2 separate regions of the Homo sapiens genome follow, and region 2 is linked to region 1. A link is a contact called in ENCODE Hi-C or POLR2A ChIA-PET data. All regions are on one chromosome and are shown on one strand. The core of a region is the stretch at or near the end of the contact, and the rest is flanking DNA. Distances in the headings are between cores, read along the strand shown.

Region 1 (5,288 bases), core at 666-3,165:
AGACGGGGTTTCACCGTGTTGGCCAGGCTGGTCTTGAACTCCCGACTTCAGGAAATCCACCTGCCTCGGCCCCCCAAAGTGCTGGGATTACAGGCGCGAGCCACCACACCCAACCAATATATCCACTTTTAAATGTATTCCTAACGATAATACCCTGCGAGGGGTAATACTGCATGCCGAGCTATCTTCCATTTGCTTTTCCAGACCAGCTTTCCACCCTGCCCTGTGCTGTGTGTCAGGAGCCTGAGCTTGCCCCATAGGAAAACCTACTGGGACCTGGCCCTCTACCAGAGACTGGAGGCAGGAGCAGGAGGCCGGGACATGGACCTCCCTGCCCACTCAGACTGAGGCTCACACCTCCAGTCCAAGAAGCCCTCCCCAGTGACTCTTCTCCCTGTCCCGATCACTGCTGCCTTCCCTGATCCTTTGGAGTCCAGGAGTAGAAACTCCACTGCCACCAGTTCCAGGCTAAAGGACCAACTGTCATTAACCTGCACTCTGCCTTTGCAAACGGTCCCTTTATAAACCCTCCTCAAATCCTCCTGTGAGCATGAAACCTGATTTTTTTTTTTTGGGTATGTTTTTGAGACAGAGTCTCGCTCTGTTGCCTAGGCTGGAGCAGAGTGGTGCGGTCTCGGCTCACTGCAACCTCCACCTCCCAGGTTCAAGCGATTCTCCTGCCTCAGCCTCCCCAGTAGCTGGGATTACAGGCGCCTGCCACCACGCCCGGCTACTTTTTTGTATTTTTAGTAGAGATGGGGTTTCACCATGTTGGCCAGGCTGGTCTTTAACTCCTGACCTCGTGATCTGCCCGCCTTGGCCTCCCAAAGTTCTGGGATTACAGGCGTGAGCCACCGCGCCCAGCGGAAACCTGATTCTTGACTTTACATTTTTTATGCCCATCTAAAGCAGTGGAGGCTGAGACTCACAGAGGTTCAGTCACTTGCCCAAAGTCACATAGTATCCTCTGGCCTCCCTGGCATGCTGCTGACACCTGCATTTTACGGCAGGAATCTTCTCACTGAGGTTCGCCTACACAGACTTCCCAAGGGACTAAGGCCAGGATAATTTCAAAGGAATCCATTTTCTGCCCAAGTTTCGCTACGTTCTCTCTGCTAAAACAGAACTGCCTGAGGACGAACCTGCGTTTAAAACAATTTGAATTCTCCTTTCCCGTCCCCCTTTTATAATGGGTCCTCCCCTTTACAAAAGAAAGGTATTTCTCTAGTGACACTGCCCAACAACCCCTCTAATTCCCACCTACAGGTCTGTGTGAACGCCGTTCCTCGGTATCCACAGCTACGAGAACGTAAATGGGAATAGAACGGGTAACCCGCTCTCACTGGGCAGAAGCCAGCCACGGACAGTGAATTATCTGGAAATGCGTCTCCCTGAGGCGCGTTTACAATACAAAACTTTATTGTTGTTTTATCATCCAAATGTGTATATATTTATGTTGTTTTGTGCAACTGTATACTGCCAATAATCACTTTAAAATGTTTAATACTTAGAGCGCTGGATCAAGGCAAATTCCTAACAACTTGACTCGGAACTCACACACGGCACCCATCCCGTGACAGAGCACCACCGGGGTGGCTGACAAGACTTCTGACCCCAAAACGCGGTTCTGCGGAGAGAGTGGGGCAGGACCGGGGAGCAAGGCGCCGCTCCCCACCGCCCGAGCGCTCGCTACTCCAGGGCCGCAGCGCTCGGTCCCGCCGGGGTTCGCAGCCCGGCAGCCCTCCAGGCCTCTCAGCTCCTAGGCCGGGGCCTCTCCCGCTCCCAGCGCCCCGGTACCCCGCGGCCCAAGCCGAGGCCCCTCCTTGCGCCCGGGCCGCGACCACCCCCCAGGCCCACGCTCCCCGCTCCCCGCTCCCGCACTCACCGGCTCGGGAAAGCACGTCACTTCCGGAGCGTCGCAAGCGGCCGACCACTTCCGGGGCCTTTTGGCTCCGGAAGCCCAAGGCTTGCCCAGTGCGCAGGTGCAGAAAACACGCCGACGGACCGAGAGGCGACCTTGTCCCTGGTAGCGGAAGCAGGAGCAACGGCAGGAGGGATGCGGAGCGCTCAGCTGCAGCCGCGCTTCTCGCCGGCGCCCTCGCTGCCCGAGCACAAGGACAGCCGCCCCGCCCGTTCCACCCGGTGCCCAAGGTCCCCCAGCTTCTCTGACCCCTCCGGCGTTTGCGGAACCTCCCGGGTCTGACGAGGACACCGCCGTTGCCCGAGGAGGCTACGGGGCAACGCAGAGCAGGCAGTGGGGACCGCAGGGCAGCCCCGGGGCGCCGTCCCCACCGCCCTTACCCTGGCTTCGCCTTGCCGCCGCGGGGAATCCGGTGCGGACGCACGCGAACTCTGCCCGGGAGCCGAGGTGACGATCTACCTGGTCTCGGTAATAAGTATTTGCAAAACACATCACACCAAAATCCCGTTAACTTCATGAAAACTCACTTTATAGGATGATTTTTGAAGAACCAGTTTATTAAGAGATTACACCAAAAGCATAAACAATTTATACGTCAAACTCCGACTGAAAAAAAAATAACCGATAAGGATGTTTTTTAAATGTACTGTACTCACAAATAACAAGACAAATTTGACCTGTTCAATAAATAGAAATGAAGTGGCTAAAAATGTTTAAATGGAAATGGAAAACAGTCGTCTTCTTTGTACAGTTTTGAAGGGGTGCCCCCTATTCACGCCTACACGTAGAAAAACCCTGACAAAATCAGAGGTTCACTTAACACTCCAACCATATGAGCGTATTAAGGTTTCTTTTCAGATCTTAGGAGATCTTGTCCACCTTAATCCCATTCACAGATCTTAGGAGATCTTGTCCACCTTAATCCCATCATAAAGACTGTTGGCATGAGTTCTGATGTACTGTTTTAATATGCTGAGTACTGTTGATTCAACAACAAACCTTAATGGGTGATGAGCTTTTGCATACCAATATGAATTTGTCAGCACTTCTGAAAACTGGCCATCATTTTTCAAATTCACAATTTGCTGGATGTCAGGGAACAATAGGAAGAAGAATGAGCGTCAATTTTCATGTCTTCCTTTGCTTCTTCACTGGCCTTCCATAGAAGTAGTCAGAAAAAAACAAAGCACCATCAACCACACTTCACAAACAATTCATGTTGGCCTAAGCTTTGCTCAACATTCATATGACAGAAGATAGAATAATGAAAAGGAACTGCTGGCATCACTTTCCCCATAATATTACATAAAAATGGACAGCACATTAAATAAACATTCTGTTATTAATCATTAAATATATTAACACCAAAAATCATGTATAAATTAGGAAATAAATGTACAAACTATTTTGCAAAGTGCTTTTTAAAATATATACACAACATTCAAGATATTCTTAATGTAAGACATTTCAGATTGAAGTTTTGGGGTAAGTGTCCTTTTCTTTCAGAAAGTATTATTAATACAGCACTTAAAAAAACACACAAACACACAAAAAAGGCATATTCCCAGATTGGCAAGGAATAAAAATAAACTATCTTCACAGTTATCTAAAATGTTTAACATTTTCAGTGGGAAATTTTAGTCCCCGATTGAGTTTGCAAATTAGGTCTATGAAAATTGACAGGAAAAGAACACAATCAAGGGAGATGACTCCCTAACTGAAATTGCTAACGCGTTTGTCAATTAGCAATTAAGAACTCTCATTTCGGTGATCGAATATGAACACATACGTTTATTTTTGAGCCCTTACCAGTGTTAAGGGTTTTAGAAACCCTTAGTGCCTACAAAATAAACACTTCTCTCCCCATTTGTGCGTGACATCCGTCTCCTAGGAGAGGGGAGAATGTCCTAGAACAGGACTGGTATTCAACACAGGCAAGTCCTTTAATCTGTGCCTCAGTTCTTCATCTCTAAAATGGGAACTGTTACCTGCCTCCAGATTTCCTCATAGGGGCTGTCAGAATTAATTCAAGCAAAACACATAAGTGACTTATAAATTCTAAAGCACCCGACTCTGGATAAAGAATTAATTTTAACTTATTTATTTATTTATTTATTTATTTTTTTGAGACGGAATTTCACTCTTGTTGCCTAGGCTCGGGTGCAATGGTGCGATCTTGCCCCACCACAACCTCTGTCTCCTGGGTTCAAGCCATTCTCCTGCCTCAGGTTCCCGAGTAGCTGGGATTACAGGTATGCACCACCATACCTGGCTAATTTTGTATTTTTAGTAGGGACGGGGTTTCTCCATGTTGGTCAGGCTGGTCTCGAACTCCCGACCTCAGGTGATCCGCCCGCTTCGGCCTCCCAAAGTGCTGGGATTACAGGCGTGAACCACCACGCCAAGAATTACTTTTAACTTTTAAAACAAAACATCAATTAAAGAGAAATATCGTTATTACTAGGCCTCATATATCAAGCATTGGATATCTCTTGTATTTTCTTGGTAGTTCTTGGAAATCTGTCAGCATTTATCCAAAGATTTTTTTAAAAGGATTCATAGCAAATATGAATATTATTATTCCAACTAAAGGTTGATCAAATGTCCATGCTACTTGTTAATTGAAATGTGGGATTTTTTTCCTTTGACCATACTTTTGCAAGTGTGCTGTCTTTAATGTTCACACAGAATTTAAATGGGATTTAATGTCTTAGAAATGTAAAAATTACTCAAGTTTCTCTATATAAAACCTTTACTTTTCATTAGAAAGAACACAGTAATGTAACTGGATGTGACTTTCAGACATCCCTAAAAGAAAAGAAATGCTTGCTTGGAGATCTGAGCAAGTAGGTCCTGGAAGAAATAATATAAAATAAACAACTTGCCAACTGTTGGGAAGATTTGGTTTGAATATTTAAAATTACCTATCAACTTAGAATTGGGCTTATTAAATATTCCAATCCCAGAAATGACCATCAGCTAAACAAGGGTCAAAGCCAGAGTAATCTCTGAGGGCCCACTTCCCAGAGAGCTGCCCCTTTCCTTCAGCAATACCGCTGGCCCTGGGTTAGGCAATTTGTCCACGGCCCTTAGGGATTCATATTTATTTGGAATACAGTCACTGATCCCTGTTTACTTTTTAATACAAAAACATGTACCTTTTTGGATAAACGGAATTGGCGAGAGACAGGCAATGGGCAAGCTCTGGAAGTGGCCATCTGTGGCCTCTCCCGTGGGAGATGTTTATCCTTTTCGTTACGTAACAGAAACTGACCCAACGCACAGAAGATGCCCTCCCACCCACCCCATCGAGGCACAGGAAGAGGCTGCCCTCCAGGGGCTGCATGTGTGTCCAGCTGTGGCGTAG
Region 2 (5,131 bases), core at 202-2,701, 160 kb after region 1:
TGGATAAATTTGACACAGTTCCAGTAGTATGGTTTTGTGGTTGGCAGGAGAAACGGAGACAGGTAAGGAATTAGCATATACGGTGGGAGAGGATGGGCCTGGGGTAGGCACAGCACACCTGTGCATTCACTAAACTTTTCTCCAATCTGTTCATTTGTGTGAACTTAAGAGATTTAATCCCTGAGCCCAGGGAGCTTGCGTTGAGGGGGGAGACAGACGTTAGGGAATGACTAAATCACAAAACAGTCACCGAATTGCAACTGTGATAATGCCAAGGGGGAGGAGGGACTGTGTAGGCCGATGCTGAAGGCTGGGTGAAGGTTTTCCAGGGGCAAGTCCCATCAGTCACAGTGCCCGTTTAGGGTTTGCACCTTGCTCTTTTGACGACGCTGCTCGGCTCTCAGGGCTGCGAGGCTGGCTTCTTCCCAAACTTCATTCCACTCCAGGTTTCTGCACTGGGCCCTGAGAGCCACATCTGGCCATCACTACAGATGCACTTTTGCAGTGCCTCTGCATTTTGAGGTGAAAGACAGTCTTTAAACTTCAGGGTGAACTTCTCACTCGGAGTTTGGTGTATTGTTGCCATTTCTTTTGTGTTGATTTGCACGTAGCTCTTTTGTACACAGGCACGAGGGTAAGCATTCCTGTTGAGTCGCAGAGGAATTAACGAGTGAAACAAATCATGAGTAGAAGTCTCCACGGGTTGGTGTTTTAACTTTGCTCTAAGGTGAGCAACTGCGTATTTGTGAAATTTGGCCAAATGATGAGGGGATGCTGAGTTGGCTGACTGCTGTGCAGACCACCTAAGGAATAAGGATAAATCCTAGAATCAGAGCCCGGGGGAGAGTGTTGGGCCCAGCTCTCCACTCACGGGGCGGCAGCAAGCCGTGGGTGGGTTGGTGGAGGCCCCATTTCTGCCTGCGGAGCAGAGCTGCTGATCCTTCAGGAGAGGCTGCTCTTTCCTGTGCCGAGTGTGGCCTGCTGGATTCGTGTTTCTGCGGAGCCTGGCTTTCCAGAGGGTGTGGAGGGTGCGCGCAGTCTGTCCACCTGCGGCTTTGTGGAGATGGGGGCTGGAGCCAGCTCCCACAGAGCTGGTACTTTGTGGCCTGCTCCTCAGGCCTGACCACGGTTCCTTCTGCGTCATTTTGGGGGATCCCTTTTCCATCAAAGGAGCTAGCTTGGTGTTATTTTTCAGAGACTTGAGCACGCACTTTCATTCGGAGGCTGGGAGCTGAGAACCCCTGCAGCTGTTTCATGCTCCGAGCTACTCAGTGAGATACTCTGTTAAAAAGGCAGTGTGGTGGAGGGTGTGATCGCTTGGGGTGCCATCGACAGCACACTCACGTCCCTGTGTTGCTCACGGGGTCAGGTAGAGTAAAACTCATTGAACGTGGCCTGGTTTTTGTGTGTGGTGGTGAACAGAGTTGTTAATACGACTCTCGGGCAGCTCCTAGTGTTCTTAAGAGGCAGGGCTGGTGGGGGAAGGTCGTGTGCTAGCTGTGAACTTGGCAGTTATTTTCACTCGGGAAGGACGTTGGGAGGAAGAGGATTAAAACTATGCTTTCCGTTATTTTTTGCCGGGAGGGTTGTACCTTTTTCTTGCTCTCTAAGGGCTCTCTGCGTGTGTTTTAAGAGCTTTACTGGGGTGTGATCCACAGCAATAAACTGAGCACATGTAAAGTGACTGGTGAGTTTCGACAAATGTGCATGCACGTGGAGCCATCACCCCAGGGTCAGCATGGTGAACCCTACCCCCAGCACGGCCTCTGCCTCTCTCTAGCCCTCCTTCCTGTCCCTCCCACGCCCCTTGTCCCATCTGCTTTCTGTCACTGCAGGGGAGTCTGTGTGTTTTAGAATTTTATATAAATGCAGTCAGACAGCGTAGTAGTCTGTTCTTACATTGCTATAAAAAAATACCCAAGGCTGGGTGACTTATAAAGGAAAGAGGTTGAATTGACTCACAGTTCCACATGACTGGGGACAATCATGGCAGAAGGCGAAGGGGAAGCAAGTACCTTCTTCACATGGCGGCAGGAGAGACAGGAGGGCAGAGGAAACTGCCATTTATGAAGCCACCAGATGTCGTGAGAACTCACTCGCTATCATGAGAACCGCCTGGGGGAAGCTGTCCCCATGATCCAGTCACTTCCCTCCCTCCACACGTGGGGATTACAGTTGGAAATGAGGTTTGGTGGGGACACGGAGCCAAGCCATATCACATGGTGTGTACTCTCTCTTTTCTGGCTTCAACTCGGTGTGATTATTTGAGAGTCATCTGTGCTGTATCAGTAGTTCATCCCATTTTATTTGAGTGCTTTTCCATTATAGATACACCAGAAATTGTTTATGCTTTCATCCTTTGGTGTACTTTGGAGTTGCTTCCAATTTATGGCTATCAGAAATAAAACTGCTTGGAATGACCCAGGTACAAGCCTTTGTAAGGCCACACACTTGCCTTTCGCTTGCTTAAAACACCTCAGGTGGAATGGCAGGTCCTACATGAGGAGTATGTTTAACTTTCTACAAAACTGCAGGGCTGTTGTCAGAGAGGCTCCCACCAGTGGTGCCCAGGAGCTCTGGTTGCTCCACATCCTGGAGAGCACCTGATCTTTTTAGTTTTAGCTATTTTAGTGAGTGTGTAGTGGTGTCGCTTTAAGGATTTAATTTATGTCTCCCTAATGACTAATGATGTTGGGGCTCTCTCCGTGTGCTCATTTGCATCCGTCTGCCACCTTTGGCGAAGGGTCTATTCAATTGCCCACTTTTTTTTTTTTTGAGACGCGGAGTCTCTCAGTGTTGCCTGGGCTGGAGTGCAGTGGCATGATCTCGGCTCACTGTAAGCTCCGCCTCCTGGGTTCACGCGATTTTCGTGCCTCAGCCTCCCAAGTAGCTAGGACTAGAGGTGTGCACCACCACGCCCTGCTAATTTTTTGTATTTTTAGTAGAGATGGGGTTTCGCCATGTTGGCCAAGCTGGTCTCGAACTCCTGACCTCAAGTGATCTGTCCTCCTCGGCCTCCCAAAGTGCTGGGATTACAGGCATGAGCCACCACGCCCAACCTGGGTTATTTTCTTACTGAGTTTTGAGGATTCTGCATACATTCTGGATCCAAGCCCTTTATTAGATGGATGCTTTCTAAAGAGTCTGTCCGTTCTGTGCCTTGTCTTCTCATTCTCTAGCAGTGTCTGCTGAAAAGCCGAAGTTTAACATTTTGATGAAGTCCAGTTTATCCTTTTGTTCTTTTATGCATTTCGTTTCTGATGTTGTTTCTAAAATTTCTTTGCCTAACCCTGGGTCAGAGAAATGTTCTCCTGTTTTCTTCTGGAAGTTTTAGGTTTTACATTTAGGTCTGGATCCATTTTGAGTTGATGTTGGTACACACTATGGGGTGTCGGTCCAGGGGTTTGCCTGTGTCTGTCCAGTTGTTCCAGCATGTGAGAAGCCCGTCCTCACCACTGAATTGCCTTTGTCCATCCGCGTGTGGGCCTGCTTGTGGACTCTGCACGGCCGTGTTGATCTGTTTAACTTTGCACCAACACTGTGCTGTCCTGGTTACTGGAGCTTTTTTTAGACGGGGATCTCACTGTGTCACCCAGGTTGGAGTGTAGTGGGGTGATCTCGGCTCACTGCAGTCTCTGTGTCCCGGGCTCAAGCAGTCTTCCCACCTCAGCCTCCTGAGTAGCTGGGACCACAGGCGTGCCCACACCGTCTAATTTTTGTATTTTTAGTAGAGATGGGACTTCACCATGTTTCCCAGGCTGGTCTTGAACTCCTGACCTCAGGCGATCCGCCTGCCTTGGCCTCCCAGAGTGCTGGGATTACAGGTGTGAGCCCGGCCCTGAGATTACTGGAGCTTTCTTTTTCTTTCTTTCTTTCTTTTTTTTTTTTTTTTTTTTTTTGAGATGGAGTCTTGCTCTGTTGCCCAGGCTGGAGTGCAGTGGCATGGTCTCGGCTCACTGCAACCTCCACCTCCCGGCTTCAAGCGATTCTCCTGCCTCAGCCTGGCGAGTAGCTGGGATTACAGGTGTGCGCCACCACGCCCAGCTAATTTTTGTATTTTTAGTAGAGACAGGGTTTCACCATGTTGGCCAGGCTGGTCTCGAACTCCTGAGCCCAAGCAGTCTCCCCGCCTCGGCCTTCCGAAGTGCTGAGCTTTCTAATGCATCTTGAGATCAGCTCGTGTCAGCTCTCTGACTTTTTCTGGTTTGTTTGGTTTGAGAGGGAGTCTCATTCTGTTACCCAGGCTGGACTGCAGTGGTGTGCTCTTGGCTCACTGCAACCTTCGCCTCTCTGGTTCAAGCGATTCTCGTGCCTCAGCCTCCACTACAGGGGTGCACCACCATGCCCAACTAATTTTTTGTGTTTTTAGTAGAGACAGGGATTCACCATGTTGGCCTGGCTGGTCTCGAACTCCTGGGCTCAAATGATCTGCCCGCCTTGGCCTCCTGAAGTGCTGGGATGACAGGCGTGAGCCACTGCGGCCAGCCTGACCTTTTTTTACAGTTGTGTTGGTTAATCTAAGACTTTTGCATTTCTGTATGAATTTCAGAATCACCTTGTCAGTTTCTACACAGGAGGCTGCTGGGACTTTGGGATGCATTGCTTCTGCAGATCAGTTTGGGAGGAGTTGACATCTTAACTATTGTGAGTCTCCTGACCCATGAACACAGTGCACGTCCCTTCACTTGCTCGCATTTTTGTTTTAATCAGCATTTTGTAGTTTTAGGGGAGGATGAATCAAAGTTCATGATTTTACAATAGTATCTGCAATGTGCGGGGGGGGGGCTGCAAGTGCTGGACCAGGAGCTGCGTCAGAAGTTTAATTTTTAGCAAAATATTCGGGTTACAGTGGTGGTAGCGCCTGCGCCGGGCAGCACATGTTCCCCTGTGCTGCTTTGCGCCGTCCCTTATGCCTGCCAAACCCCGAGAGGTGGGAGAGAACACTTGCTTTAGCCAGAACAGGTTAGAAGGAAGATGAGGCTGTGCATCTGTCACAGCACAGCACCCGCTTAGAGAGAAAGCCAGCCTGTGTAAGGAGCGCACGCTGGATTCTGGAGGGGCCCTTTCCACATCTGGGCCATCACCACGTGTGTTCTGTCCACCACTGGTCCCAGCTGGTAGCATGGAGAGG

Evidence for each region. Hi-C counts contacts between places; a loop is a spot of excess contacts on that map. ChIA-PET counts read pairs that join two places held with the same protein, here RNA polymerase II (POLR2A). Pooled maps may share reads with other maps.
Region 2: a loop to region 1 is called in a map of naive thymus-derived CD4-positive, alpha-beta T cell, with 11 times the contacts of the local background. The contact joins the enhancer-like site here to the promoter of MTG2 in region 1. A Hi-C loop is called at or near these places in 1 of 168 maps with a recorded cell type or tissue (naive thymus-derived CD4-positive, alpha-beta T cell) and 13 of 50 pooled maps. POLR2A ChIA-PET finds 5 or more read pairs at or near these places in 7 of 52 experiments (HEK293T, HepG2, IMR-90 and 4 more).

The regions. Positions count from the first base shown.
Region 1 is chr20:62,179,655-62,184,942 of GRCh38, reverse strand. MTG2 (mitochondrial ribosome associated GTPase 2) reads right to left here and starts at 1,915. Exons shown (of 7, transcript NM_015666.4): 1 at 1,886-1,915. SS18L1 (SS18L1 subunit of BAF chromatin remodeling complex) reads right to left here. Exons shown (of 11, transcript NM_198935.3): 11 at 2,429-5,288. RefSeq lists silencers at 1,697-1,866, 1,873-2,057, 2,097-2,286.
Region 2 is chr20:62,022,516-62,027,646 of GRCh38, reverse strand. All of the region lies in intron 1 of TAF4 (TATA-box binding protein associated factor 4), which reads left to right. Among named protein-coding and RNA genes, the nearest start is that of MIR3195, 40 kb to the left of the region's middle. RefSeq lists an enhancer at 4,449-5,131. Within about 2 kb of position 1,451, at least 4 of the 41 ENCODE cell types and tissues checked have a DNase peak (open chromatin) inside an H3K27ac peak, as active enhancers do.